3 separate regions of the Homo sapiens genome follow, and all the other regions are linked to region 1. Evidence: chromatin contacts called from ENCODE Hi-C or POLR2A ChIA-PET data. All regions are on one chromosome and are shown on one strand. Each heading gives the region's core, a stretch centred on a gene start or an enhancer-like site at or near the end of the contact. The rest is flanking DNA. Distances are from core to core; before and after follow the strand shown. Region 1 holds the start of CDC42SE2 (CDC42 small effector 2). Region 2 overlaps JADE2 (jade family PHD finger 2). Region 3 holds the start of LMNB1-DT (LMNB1 divergent transcript).

Region 1 (3,551 bases), core at 546-3,045:
AGTCTCCTAATAGGGACCAGGGAGATAATAAAAACACTAGCTTATTAAATGTCTTCCTCCCTTCATTTTAAAATGTAGACAGATTCTATTAAACTGACAATATAAAAGCTTAACCCAATAATTTTAGCTGTACAAAGTTACTTATTAACCTTTAAAGGCTGTTATGAATTTACACTTCCTGCAGTTCACCTGCCATCTTTCCCAACTGAAATAGCCACTAGGGGTTTAAGACAGTCACCACTTGCGACATCAATAATAAGGAAATAACTTTGCATTCAAGTTTAAGAAAAGGATAATTGCGGATTTTGCCTGTGCCCATAAACAGGTGCTTAATGAATATCTGTTGAGTAAATGGTGACATTTTATTATATTAGTGCAACATTAGCTTTTCCCCCCCTAAATTTAGAGTTCTCCCTTGCTCAAAAAGCAGCAAGACCATACCACAGTCCCTTCTCAAAAACACATAAACTCCTTTATTCATAATGAAACAGAAAGCTGGGTTTCAAAATACAATCCCACTCCCTCTTTATCTTCTCCATTATTTTTAAAGATTAGAAATAAGGCCTGTTTTTAAGAAACAGAAAATGTATACCAACTTCTCTCAAACCAAAAGAGAAAATCCAAATTTGATATATATTTTCTATGTTCATAATATTGAGAGTAAGAACGGACTGTTCATCAACAGTATGTTATGTGGGACAAAAACTAAAAAACGTATATCAAAAATACATACTGTTTGCCGACATTCTTTCCTTAATCATAATCAAGGAGTATGTGCCTAAATTTTACTAGATGTGAGATAAGCTTTGTCTGATATTTCAAGATTCATTCATTCAACAAATACTTTACTGAGCACGTACTATAAGCCAGGCCCTTCAACGAAACATTTAGATTTTGTAAACTGCACATCACCCCCCAAAATTCCCCTAAAAAAGCTTATCATTTAAAATAATTGCAAGCTAAAGAGGAATCCCCAATGTTGTTTCTTACACATAGTGAAGTCAGCGGATCGGGGCGCTTTTTCAGCTGTTAATGCGGCATCAAGGAGCCGCTACCTACCACACCCGTTGCCTAAAATCGCAACTTAAAGCTGCAAGCACTGGGTAAAACAACCTGTAAGAGTAGCTCAGCTCCCGCGACGAGGTAGCCAAGGGCTTTCAAGCCCGGGGCCCGGGGCGAACCGCGGCAGGACCCGCGGACTGAACGCGTCGGGCGCCTCAGGCGAAGAGTCGGAGCTCCGGAGCCAGGTGTCTTTGCTCCCCGAAACCCTCACCTAGAGACCCCGGGCCCTCCCCGCCCGCCCCTCGCACCACCCTCCCGACTTCCAGACGTGAAAAGTTGGGGGGAGGGGGGGGGTCTGCCTTTCCATTTTACATCAGGCGGTCAGTTGGCTGCCTCAGCTGTCCGCCTGCCGTGAATTCTGAACTGAGCGTGTAACCATTCCTCAGAGGAAACAGAAGAAAAACCAAAGGCAGGGTCCTAGGGCATGAGGACCTCGCCCAAACCTGAAATGGAAGACGCAGGCTCAGCCCACAGCCCGCAGCGCGCGGCTGGCAAGGCCGGGCCGCGCTCACCCCAGAGCCCTCAGGGACGAGGGTTCGGGGCTTCGGGACCCCGCCCAAGGGACCGAGAGGGCGAGGCGTGGCGGCCGACGCGCGACTGGGGCTGGCATTGCACTCACCGTCGCCTTTGTCTCAGCCGCCCGCTCCGGCCGCAGCCCCTCTCAGCGCCGGCTCCGCGGCTCCTGCCGCCCCAACGCCTGCAGCTGCGCTCCCCAGCGCGCTCGCAGCTTCCTGGCTCCCCCTCCCCGCCCAGGCTCGCGCGCGGGTTGGGCGGAGCGAGAGGCGGCGCGCGCCCCTAGAGCGGCCGGAGGGGCGGGCGCCGTTGCGCAGCTGCAGCGACCGCAGTGCTGGCCCCGCCCCCCGCCAGGCCCCGCCCCCGCCGTACCTCCGGCATGGGCGAATCGGCCGGCAGGCGATGGGACCCCCGGGATTCGAGCCGCGCGGGTTAGGAATTGGCCTCTGTAGCTAACGGACGCCTGAGATCCGGGACTGCAGCACTCGCGGGAAAGGACGCTCCGAAAGATGGCGACCAAACCTGGGCGGGAGCGTGGGGGAGCCCCTTCCCACCCCGGCCCGGGCCGCGGACATCCGTGCGGAGGAGCGACGTCTGCGCACGTTGTGGGGCGGTGGACGCGCACAGGCGAGGGTGGGTGGGTGGGTGCTGAGCGGTTGTGGGATGAGGGGTCTCTCAGTAGCGGTTGAGAGCCCATCCTCTGACCACTGCTTTTTCATGTAAAAGTCAGAATCGTTCAATCAGTCATTAACTGGTTTAAGGCTGGCTAAACCACCTGGTTTGAAATGCGTGAAAATTACACATGTACTAGACTTCTGTGATTCCTTTGGGTGTGTATTTTACATATCTCAGAAATCAGAAACATGAGTGCCCTATCTAGCAGCCAGCAGTCCACCAAAATGCCTACAAAACTTTATCGTAAGTTCAAAAGGATAGCGTAATGCCACTGAAGTAAGCTCTCGAACCTGTAAGTAATGTATGGTCTTCCCCATTCTAGGTTGATGGCGAGGATTTCTAGTTACTCAGGCCAAAAACTTTATATCATCCATAACTCCTCTCATACTCTCATTTTCACTTTCAATCTGTCAAGAAAGCTTGTTGGTTGTACCTTCAAAATAGAACAGAGTGGGCAACATAGCGAGACCCTGTCTCTACAAAAAAAAAAAAAAAAAATTACCCTGGTGTGTTGGCGTGTACCTATAGTTCCAGGTACTCTGGAGGCTGAGGCCAGGAGTTACGTTACAGTGAGCCATCATCAGGCCACTGCACTCCAGCTTGGGCTGGACAGAGTGACACGTGTTCCAAAAAAAAAAAAAATTCTCCATCTTTCCTACCTTACTATTTTTCCTTTCATCCCATGACACTTCCCACCTTGTAACAATCTTTATAATTCAGAGTCAGCCCTCCGCATCCATGGCTTCTGCGTTTCTGGATTCAACCAACCACAGATGGAAAATATTTGGGAAAAAAAACACAACAATTTAAAAATACAAATAAAAACCAATACAATATAACAGCTATTTACATAGCACTTACATTGTATTATAAGTAATCTATAGATAATTTATACAGGAGGATATATGTGGGTTATGTGCAAATACTATATCATTTTATATTAGAGACCTGAGAGGATTTTGGTACTGGTCGTGGTCCTAGAGCCAATCCCCCTCGGATACTGAGGTATGCCTGTATTTATCTGATATGTTTAGCTTTTAGTGTCTGCCTTCCCTAGTAGAAGCTGGGATTTTTGTCTGTTTTGTTCAACTGATGTATCCCAAGTCCCTAGAATAAATGAAAAATTTAAAAATTCCCTGAGATTAAAAAAAACTAAAGCAACAAAAAATGACCAATTTTTTTTATTTTAAATTTTCTCTTGGTTTCTGTTTCAGTTAACCATAAGATCTTTATCTACATCATACCATAAGCATTTTGATTTTCCAGTTACTGTGAGTACAGTGATGACCATTTACTTGACT
Region 2 (3,629 bases), core at 1,095-3,594, 3.3 Mb before region 1:
ACACTGATGAACGAGAAGCCTTGCTGTGGCAAGAAAGTTGGAAGCTGGAAAACAAGCAATTTTCTTAGAATGTGAATGTTTACTATTTTTCTCTCTTTTGGCAGAAATTGACAAATTGTCTTTAAAGGTCTGCTGCCTAGCAACCAAGTTCTGCTGAGCTGCTTAGGAGATGTTAATTGTAGCTTCTTCAAACAGTATGAAGAAATGTTTAAAGGCTTCAAACTCTAATTGAATCACCAATCTGAGTGCTAGGGGTGCCAATGCAGCCCTGGAGGGGGCTAAAGAGTCTGCTCTGCCCAGATGTAGGGACGCTTCTCCAGAAACACATCACATGGCCTTGCCTTCACGTCTTTTTCTGAGACTGCAGATCACAACCATTCAAAAGTCTAGCTTTCTGTACCTATTTCCCTAGGAAGAACTCTGCAAGAAAGCAGAGCATGAGTGACCTCCAAGAGCAAATAAAGATAGTGACAAAAGGCAACTTTCACTGTGCACTAACCACATGGCCAGTAGACACCAGGCTACAAGGTTTAATATACAATCTCAAGATTTGTAGCTAAGATTTGAACACTTCATCCTGGGACTTTGGTTCTCTGCTTCCTTTTCTCAAGGGGTGAACTACTGTATCACAGAGTATTTCAAACTAAGAGGCACCAAGAGGAAATTTAGTTACTTAAGAGAAAAGCTCCAGCAGTTACCACACTACAAAATATAATTACTTGTGTAATTATATATACACATTTTTTTTTTTTTGAGACGGTGTCTCGTTCTGTCACCCAGGCTGGAGTGCAGTGGTGTGATCTCGGCTCACTGCAACCTCCGCCTCCCAGGTTCCAGCGATTCTCCTGCCTCAGCCTCCTGAGTAGCTGGGATTACAGGCACCGGCCACCGCGCCCAGCTAATTTTTATGTTTTTAGTAGAGACAGGATTTCACCATCTTGGCCAGGCTGGTATCGAACTCCTGACCTCAAGTGATCCACCCACCTCAGCCTCCCAAAGTGCTGGGATTACAGGTGTGAGCCACCACGCCCAGCCTATTTGTGCAATTATATTTTTAATGTCCATCTCTTCTAATAGTCAAGCTGCAAGAAGACAGGGACTGCATATGTCCTGTTTATCACTGTGCCTGCTTTTGGCACAGTGTTTGACACACAGCAGGTACTCAAGAAATGCTTGTGGAACAAAAATTAGCCAGTTATGGTGGCTTGCCTGTAGTCCCAACTACCTGGGGGGCTCAAGCGGGAGGACTGCCTGAGCCCAGGAGGTAGAGGCTGCAGTGAGCTGAGATCATGCCACTGCACTCCAGCCTGGGTGACAGAGGGAGACCCTGTCTCAAAACAAACAAACAAACAAACAAACAAACAAAAAAACAAAAAACGAAATGCTTGTGTAAAGAGTCAGTGAATGAATGAATGAATGAATCCCAGGATTTGTATGAAGTATGACTAAACTTTCCTGCCCTGTCTTAGCAGGGAGAGAAGAGGCAGGAGGCTGGCAGGATTCTTCCAGGTGAAACTGAGAAACTGGTCTTGGTCACTGTCCCAAAGCCAATTAAAATGGCTTTGGCCAGGACAATCTCTCCTGGACATCTGTCTACACCAAAAGTCCCAACGTAGAGCTGGAAGTGGTGCCTTCTTCCTCACCCCTCAAGGAAAGTTTGAAGGTCTGTACTTAAAGAGCCAACCTCATCACAATTGTTTTCTGAGCACCTCATCTCATTAGAAATGACAGCTAACAGAGAAAGGTAATTGCCCTGTTAAGGCATGTCAGGTATTATGTTAAAGTTTTACATATATCGTGGCTCCTAATTCATATTACCCCCATTTTACAGATGTGGAGACTGAGATTCAGAAAGGTGAAACCACTTGTGTGAGGTCCCCACTGTCCTTTAACCACAGCAATACTGCTTGCAAGACACAGAGGGCTCTTCTTTTAAAAAATCTTTTCTGGGCCGGAACCTGATAAAGAGTTTCCCAGCCAAGAGCAAACTTATGCAGTTAAAATTCAGTATAAAACACGAAAGAAGGGCTATGAGAATAGCTACCCCCTGCCCAGTTGTGTTGCAAGCTACCACTAGGCTAAGTTCGTAAGACACTTAAAAAAAAAAAAACCCCACTCAACGTCTCTTTCTTTTATTTTCATGAGGATAACAGCACTTCCTGCTCTTAAAGAGAATTTATTACACACATTTCTTTTGCAAGACAAGTCCCAGAGGCCAGGAGGCCCTTCCAGCTGGCGGAGCAGCAACGTTTCCAACTATAGAAGTGGATCCTGCCCCCCACCCCAGAGAAAGGCAGTGTGAGTCTCAGAAAGCAGGCACTTAGCCTAGCGGAAGGGCTCGCCCCAACCCGCCTGCCTCACAGGGTAGCAAAGGAACTGCTGGTGGGCTGGAAACTTGGCTCAAAACCACAAGGGCAAGCACAAAACCTTTTTTTGGATTCTCCTGTTTTATCTATCAAATTATGGGCATTTTGCATTTTACTGTACCATACGCCTTCATTGTTCTACTATAAAATGGCATTTCAAACATCTGGATAACACCTCTGCTCCTCAGAAGGCATCTTATTTATCCTGTGGTTTGGAGCCCCAACACAATCTGGCCACCCCTGTCTTTACCCTTCACCCAGGGTAGAAGGAGGATTCCATTTTTAAAAGCATGGGTTGAGCTAAGAAGCTGCATCTCCACTCGCTGTGTTTTTTGGGGGAGTGGGGGGTGGCACTCCATATAGAGGGACTTTCAAGGACACTGGGTCTGGGGGACACCCTCTTGCTGGCAGCAGAGGCTTCTCTCAGGCCCCTTCCCCAGGGACTAAGTGCTACACATTGGTGAAGGGCCTCAGTGGTACATGCAACTAGGGATGTACTAATTTGTCACCACAGCCTATAGAGGAGCTGACAGCTGAATCCCCACTCCCACCATCCAGGCTTCCAGCTCAGGGTGGCCTGCTTTACCCGACACTCCCCACCTCCTGCCCCACTCACCTCTGGGGTTCCCTTCACCCCCCAGGGCTCCATGAGTCTCGGGAAGGAGTCACATCTACAGATCATCAACTCCCTGGGAGGACCCAGGGCAGAACTCTATGATAAGGGCTCTGAGGCTCACTCGCCTGGGGTCACAGATGTCCTCGGGCAAAGCCTGGGTGTTTTGGCAAAGCCAGGCTGCACCTCCCATAACAGACACCTTCCTGTGTAGCACCTGCATCCTGCTGACAAAGGACAAGCTCCCCAGGGACAGGGCCTGTGCTTTCTGTCCCCAGCACTGAGCTAGGCCCACTAGGTACTCTTAAGCACTTGCTGATTTTGATCAGCATCAGCAGCTCCCGGTCCAGAGACCCAGGCCTCTGCCCACTGGCTGACTTCTGGGGACTCTGACTTCCTGAAAATGCAGCTTTCTACCTCAAGACAGCCTGCTTGGGGAAACCCCCACCGCTTGGCCTGCCCTTCCGCCTGTGTCTCTGCCCAGGCCAGAGGAGGACACTACCTCAAACAGTAGCCCTCCAAAACATGCGGCTGGCCTCCAGGTCTCTCCCAGAACTGTCCTTCACACCTCCGGCAAGTCCGGGGTGGGGCAAAAATTTGTTAATTCCCCAGCCCCTGTGGGAAGGACATGGAGTGGTGGACTGCCCCCA
Region 3 (3,751 bases), core at 1,026-3,525, 4.5 Mb after region 1:
TCTCTACCCGAAAGCCTGACTATACTACGAGGAGGCAAAAGCTGGGGACAGAGGGCCGCTGCCTGAGGGGTAGGAGAACCGCAATTCTAAGAACGGTAGCCGTGACATGCACAAACCCAGCTTTCCTTCCCTGCGCAGAACCACCCGAGGGACCGCACCATCCCCGCTGGGACAGGACACATTTCCCCAGAGAAAGCTAACCAGCTAGCAAACCTAACTTGCCCGGGGCTGGCTGGAGGCGCACGGATCAAGCTCCGCCTCTCTCTCCCGCCTAAAGCAGGCGTAGAATCTTCGCAAAACGTCACAGGGCCAAGACTGAGCGCGCCAAAGCGGGACCCACCCCCAGGAGACGCGGATGCTGCGGGAAGGTCCCTCCCCTTCCTCTCTCTGCCCGCGCGAAGCTCATTCATTCTAGAGGCGGGCTGCCAGTCCTCCCCGGCCGCCCATCCCGGCACTGCAAATCCGCTAGACGCTTTGTCTCGCGCCGGCCGGAAACTGGGGCGCGCACGCGAGCGCGCGCTCGCGCTCCAGCTCCCCGCACCTGGGGCCTGAGGGGCCGCCTCTCCGCGCCGGCTCCCCGGATTCGAGTGCGAAAGCGGGAGCTCCTTCTCGGCAGTCCCAGGCGCGCACTTACCACGTCCCAGCGGGTATCCAAAATCTAGAAATGGGCATCACGGCCCCCCAGCGCTACAGCTCGAGCCCCCTCCGCGACCCCTGCTCCGCTATGAACTCTAGATTCTTTCTCCTTTCCGGAGACCGAGACCCTGTTCCTTCAGAAGGACGCGTGCATCCTGGCCTCTGCTCCCTCCCCACGGCAGAACCCGGTGAGCTGGTCGCCGCGGTTGCGCCCCCGCCCCTCCTTGGCGCTAACGCGGCCGCCAGCTAGCACTCACTTGAGGAGCAGCTGGTCGTGTTCCGCCTTGCACTTGCCCAGCTCGATCTGCAGCTTGGCGCGCTCGCGGGCCGTGTCGTCGAGCGCGCGTCGCGCGTCGGCCAGCTCGGTCTCGTAGAGCGCCTTGAGGCCGGTGAGCTCACGGCCGCGCACCTCCTCGCGCTCCGTCACCTGCAGCTGCAGCGCGCTGTTCTCCGTCTCCAGGCTGCGCACCTTGTCGATGTACACCGCCAGCCGGTCATTGAGCTCGCGCAGCTCCTCCTTCTCCTGGAGCCGCGACAGGCGCGTGGGGCTCAGCGGCGTGGTGGGGCCGCCAGCGCGGCTGCCCATCCGCGGCGGCACGGGGGTCGCAGTCGCCATGGCGGGCGGCGGAGACAGCGGGGCGGCGAGGCCGCGAGCGGGACCGTGATAAGGAGGGGACGGCAGGGGGCGAAGCGGGGACCGAAGGCACAAACCGGCGACCTGCGCTCACGTCCAGACGCTGGCGTTTAGAGGAACGGAGAAGCACCTGGGATGGCGGGAGCTCGATTACAGCACAAAGGGCAAAGGCGCGCGGGGGGGAACTACGAATCAATCGATCGATCGCGAAATACCCTTTGTAAGAAAACACACACACCCACTCACACACGCACGCGGGAAAATGCAAGACGAGGGTGACTGGAGGCCCAGCAGGGTTCGCGCCGCCGCCGTCTCCTGCTCGCAGCACTTTGTTTCCTCTCAGGCTGCACGGAGCGGCGGGCGGGGGGAGGAGGGCCGGGAGGGGCGGGCTGGAGGCAAGCCGCGGGGGGCGGAGGTGGCGCGGGCCGCGGCGCCGCACTCCCCAACATGGCCGGCACGCCCCGGCGCCTCCACGTGACTACCATGGGCCAATGGGGAGCAGGCAGCGCGCTTCGGCGGTTCGGGGGCCGGGCCTGTAAATTTAAAATCTGGCCCTTGGGCAACCGTCAGCTCGGCCCTCCCGGCTGGGCGGTTCCCGGACCAGGCTCAGGGCTGTAAGGAAGGACGCCTGGGACTGCCCACCCGCGCGGCTCTGGGCCCAGGGCCCTCCCGCCGCCCCGCGGGGACCCCTTGGAGGGGCCGGGCCTGAGAAAGGCGGGAAGGAGCCCGGAGGTTTCCGGGACGGATCTGCGCCACCGCCCACACTCGGCGGTTCAGGGAAATTCAAATATAAACGTCCCTAAAAGCCACACGCGAAACTCAGAGTGTCCCCGGCCACCGCGGGCGTGGTAACCTTATCCCCCGCTCCGCTGGAGGGCTCGGGAAACGGCCTGGAGGCCGGGACGCTGTGGAATTACGTAATAGGCACTTGAGTCCGAGGTTCCAAATGCACGGCTTGCAGGTTCCAAGTACCAGCCTTTATTTTTCTCTCCGGTGGAAAACTGTATCAGGCAACTTCTTTCCATGAAAGTGAGATCTGTGCGTCTTGAAGCCGATAGATTATCACAGAAAAACCAGCAACCCTGATTTTAAATCATTTGCCAACAGTGTTAATGGGCGGTTCCTAATCCGTTTCTTAATTTAAGGGTTTGTAAAATCAAAAAACAGCTCAGAAATGATACGATTAACATATGACGGTGAGTAACTACGAGAGCAAGCTGTTTCATACTCCGTTAAAATCAGGTACATAAAAATCTGAACTTGTGAAAATTTAAGATGAAATAATTTTTTGCTTTTAAAAAGAGGCTCCCAAGATGTCACTGGCAGCTACTTCTATTAGAAAGCACATTCATCCCTTTGAAAAGTTCCTAATTTTTAGCTAACATTTATTGGGACTGAGTGCCAGCACCAGGCTTTTCATGGATTACCCATCCACACAATCTCCGTGTGATGTGGGAAACTGGATTGTTTCTATTTGAAAATTCATCCGGGCGGGCGCGGTGGCTCACGCCTATAATCCCAACACTTTGGGAGGCCGAGTGGGGGAGGATCACCTGAGCTCAGGAGTTCAAGACCAGCCTGACCAACATGGTGAAACCCCGTCTCTACAAAAATACAAAAATTAGCCGGGCATGATGGCGGGTGCCTGTAATCTCAGCTACTTGGAAGGCTGAGGTGGGAGAATCCCTTGAACCCGGAAAGGGGAAGTTGCAGTGAGCCGAGATGGCACCATTACACTCCAGCCTGGGTGACAGGGAGACCCCGTCTCAAAAAAGAAAGAAAGAAACCATCCATTTTATAGATTCACTGTCTGAAGGCTGCTCCGCAGGACTGCGTTTGACAGGTCCCAGGATTCTAATTGACTCGAGTCTGGCCCTTAGCTATACCCTAGATGACCACCTTACCACCTATTAGGAACGCTTCTGTAATTAATGGTTACTTACTTTTAAAATGGCAGAAATGGAGACCAGGATATTCTTTAACTGTTAATCAAGTCATGTACATAAGAATTAGTGAAGAGCACTGGGAGCTGCATATTCATCCCAGATGAATTTTTGGCACTCTGTGAATGATGACATTCTCCTTATTAATGGTTCTATTTCCTGTCCGGTTTCCTAAAATACTTCCTTGCTTTTTGGGGGGTGGGGGGGTGGGGGGGAGGATGGCAGGGAGACGGAGTCTTGCTCTGTCGCCCAGGCTGGAGTGCAATGGCACAATCTCAGCTCACTGCAACTTCCACCTCCCGGGTTCAAGCGATTCTCCTGCCTCAGCCTCCTGAGTAGCTGGGACCAACGCCACCATACCCGGCTAATTTTTTGTATTTTAGTAGAGACTGGGCTTCACCGTGTTGCCCAGGCTGGCCTCGAACTCCTGATCTCAGGCAATCCGCCCGCCTCGGCCTCCCAAAGTGCTAGAATTACAGGCGTGAGCCACCGCGCCTGGCCATGAAATACTTCCTTTCTTAACCTCATTGAGAAATAA

Evidence for each region. Hi-C counts contacts between places; a loop is a spot of excess contacts on that map. ChIA-PET counts read pairs that join two places held with the same protein, here RNA polymerase II (POLR2A). Pooled maps may share reads with other maps.
Region 2: a pooled map shows a loop between it and region 1 (3-fold over the local background). The contact joins the enhancer-like site here to the promoter of CDC42SE2 in region 1. A Hi-C loop is called at or near these places in 2 of 50 pooled maps. POLR2A ChIA-PET finds 5 or more read pairs at or near these places in 2 of 52 experiments (OCI-LY7 and naive thymus-derived CD8-positive, alpha-beta T cell).
Region 3: a pooled map shows a loop between it and region 1 (11-fold over the local background). The contact joins the promoter of LMNB1-DT here to the promoter of CDC42SE2 in region 1. A Hi-C loop is called at or near these places in 1 of 37 single-sample maps with no recorded cell type and 10 of 50 pooled maps. POLR2A ChIA-PET finds 5 or more read pairs at or near these places in 4 of 52 experiments (MCF 10A, WTC11, activated CD4-positive, alpha-beta T cell and 1 more).

The regions. Positions count from the first base shown.
Region 1 is chr5:131,262,297-131,265,847 of GRCh38, reverse strand. CDC42SE2 (CDC42 small effector 2) reads right to left here and starts at 1,795. Exons shown (of 5, transcript NM_001375635.1): 1 at 1,682-1,795. RefSeq lists enhancers at 516-1,333, 2,462-2,511 and silencers at 1,532-2,181, 2,212-2,261, 2,272-2,341.
Region 2 is chr5:134,543,892-134,547,520 of GRCh38, reverse strand. All of the region lies in intron 3 of JADE2 (jade family PHD finger 2), which reads right to left. Among named protein-coding and RNA genes, the nearest start is that of JADE2, 20 kb to the right of the region's middle. RefSeq lists enhancers at 2,361-2,700, 2,961-3,060, 3,121-3,390, 3,491-3,629. Within about 2 kb of position 2,344, at least 20 of the 41 ENCODE cell types and tissues checked have a DNase peak (open chromatin) inside an H3K27ac peak, as active enhancers do; they include OCI-LY7, where a contact is called at or near this core.
Region 3 is chr5:126,775,010-126,778,760 of GRCh38, reverse strand. It overlaps LMNB1-DT (LMNB1 divergent transcript), which reads left to right and starts at 2,275. Exons shown (of 4, transcript NR_134485.1): 1 at 2,275-2,466. LMNB1 (lamin B1) reads right to left here and starts at 1,625. Exons shown (of 11, transcript NM_005573.4): 1 at 894-1,625. The coding sequence starts at 1,252. RefSeq lists enhancers at 1-48, 1,064-1,864 and silencers at 539-648, 859-908, 1,219-1,298, 1,499-2,148, 2,799-2,848.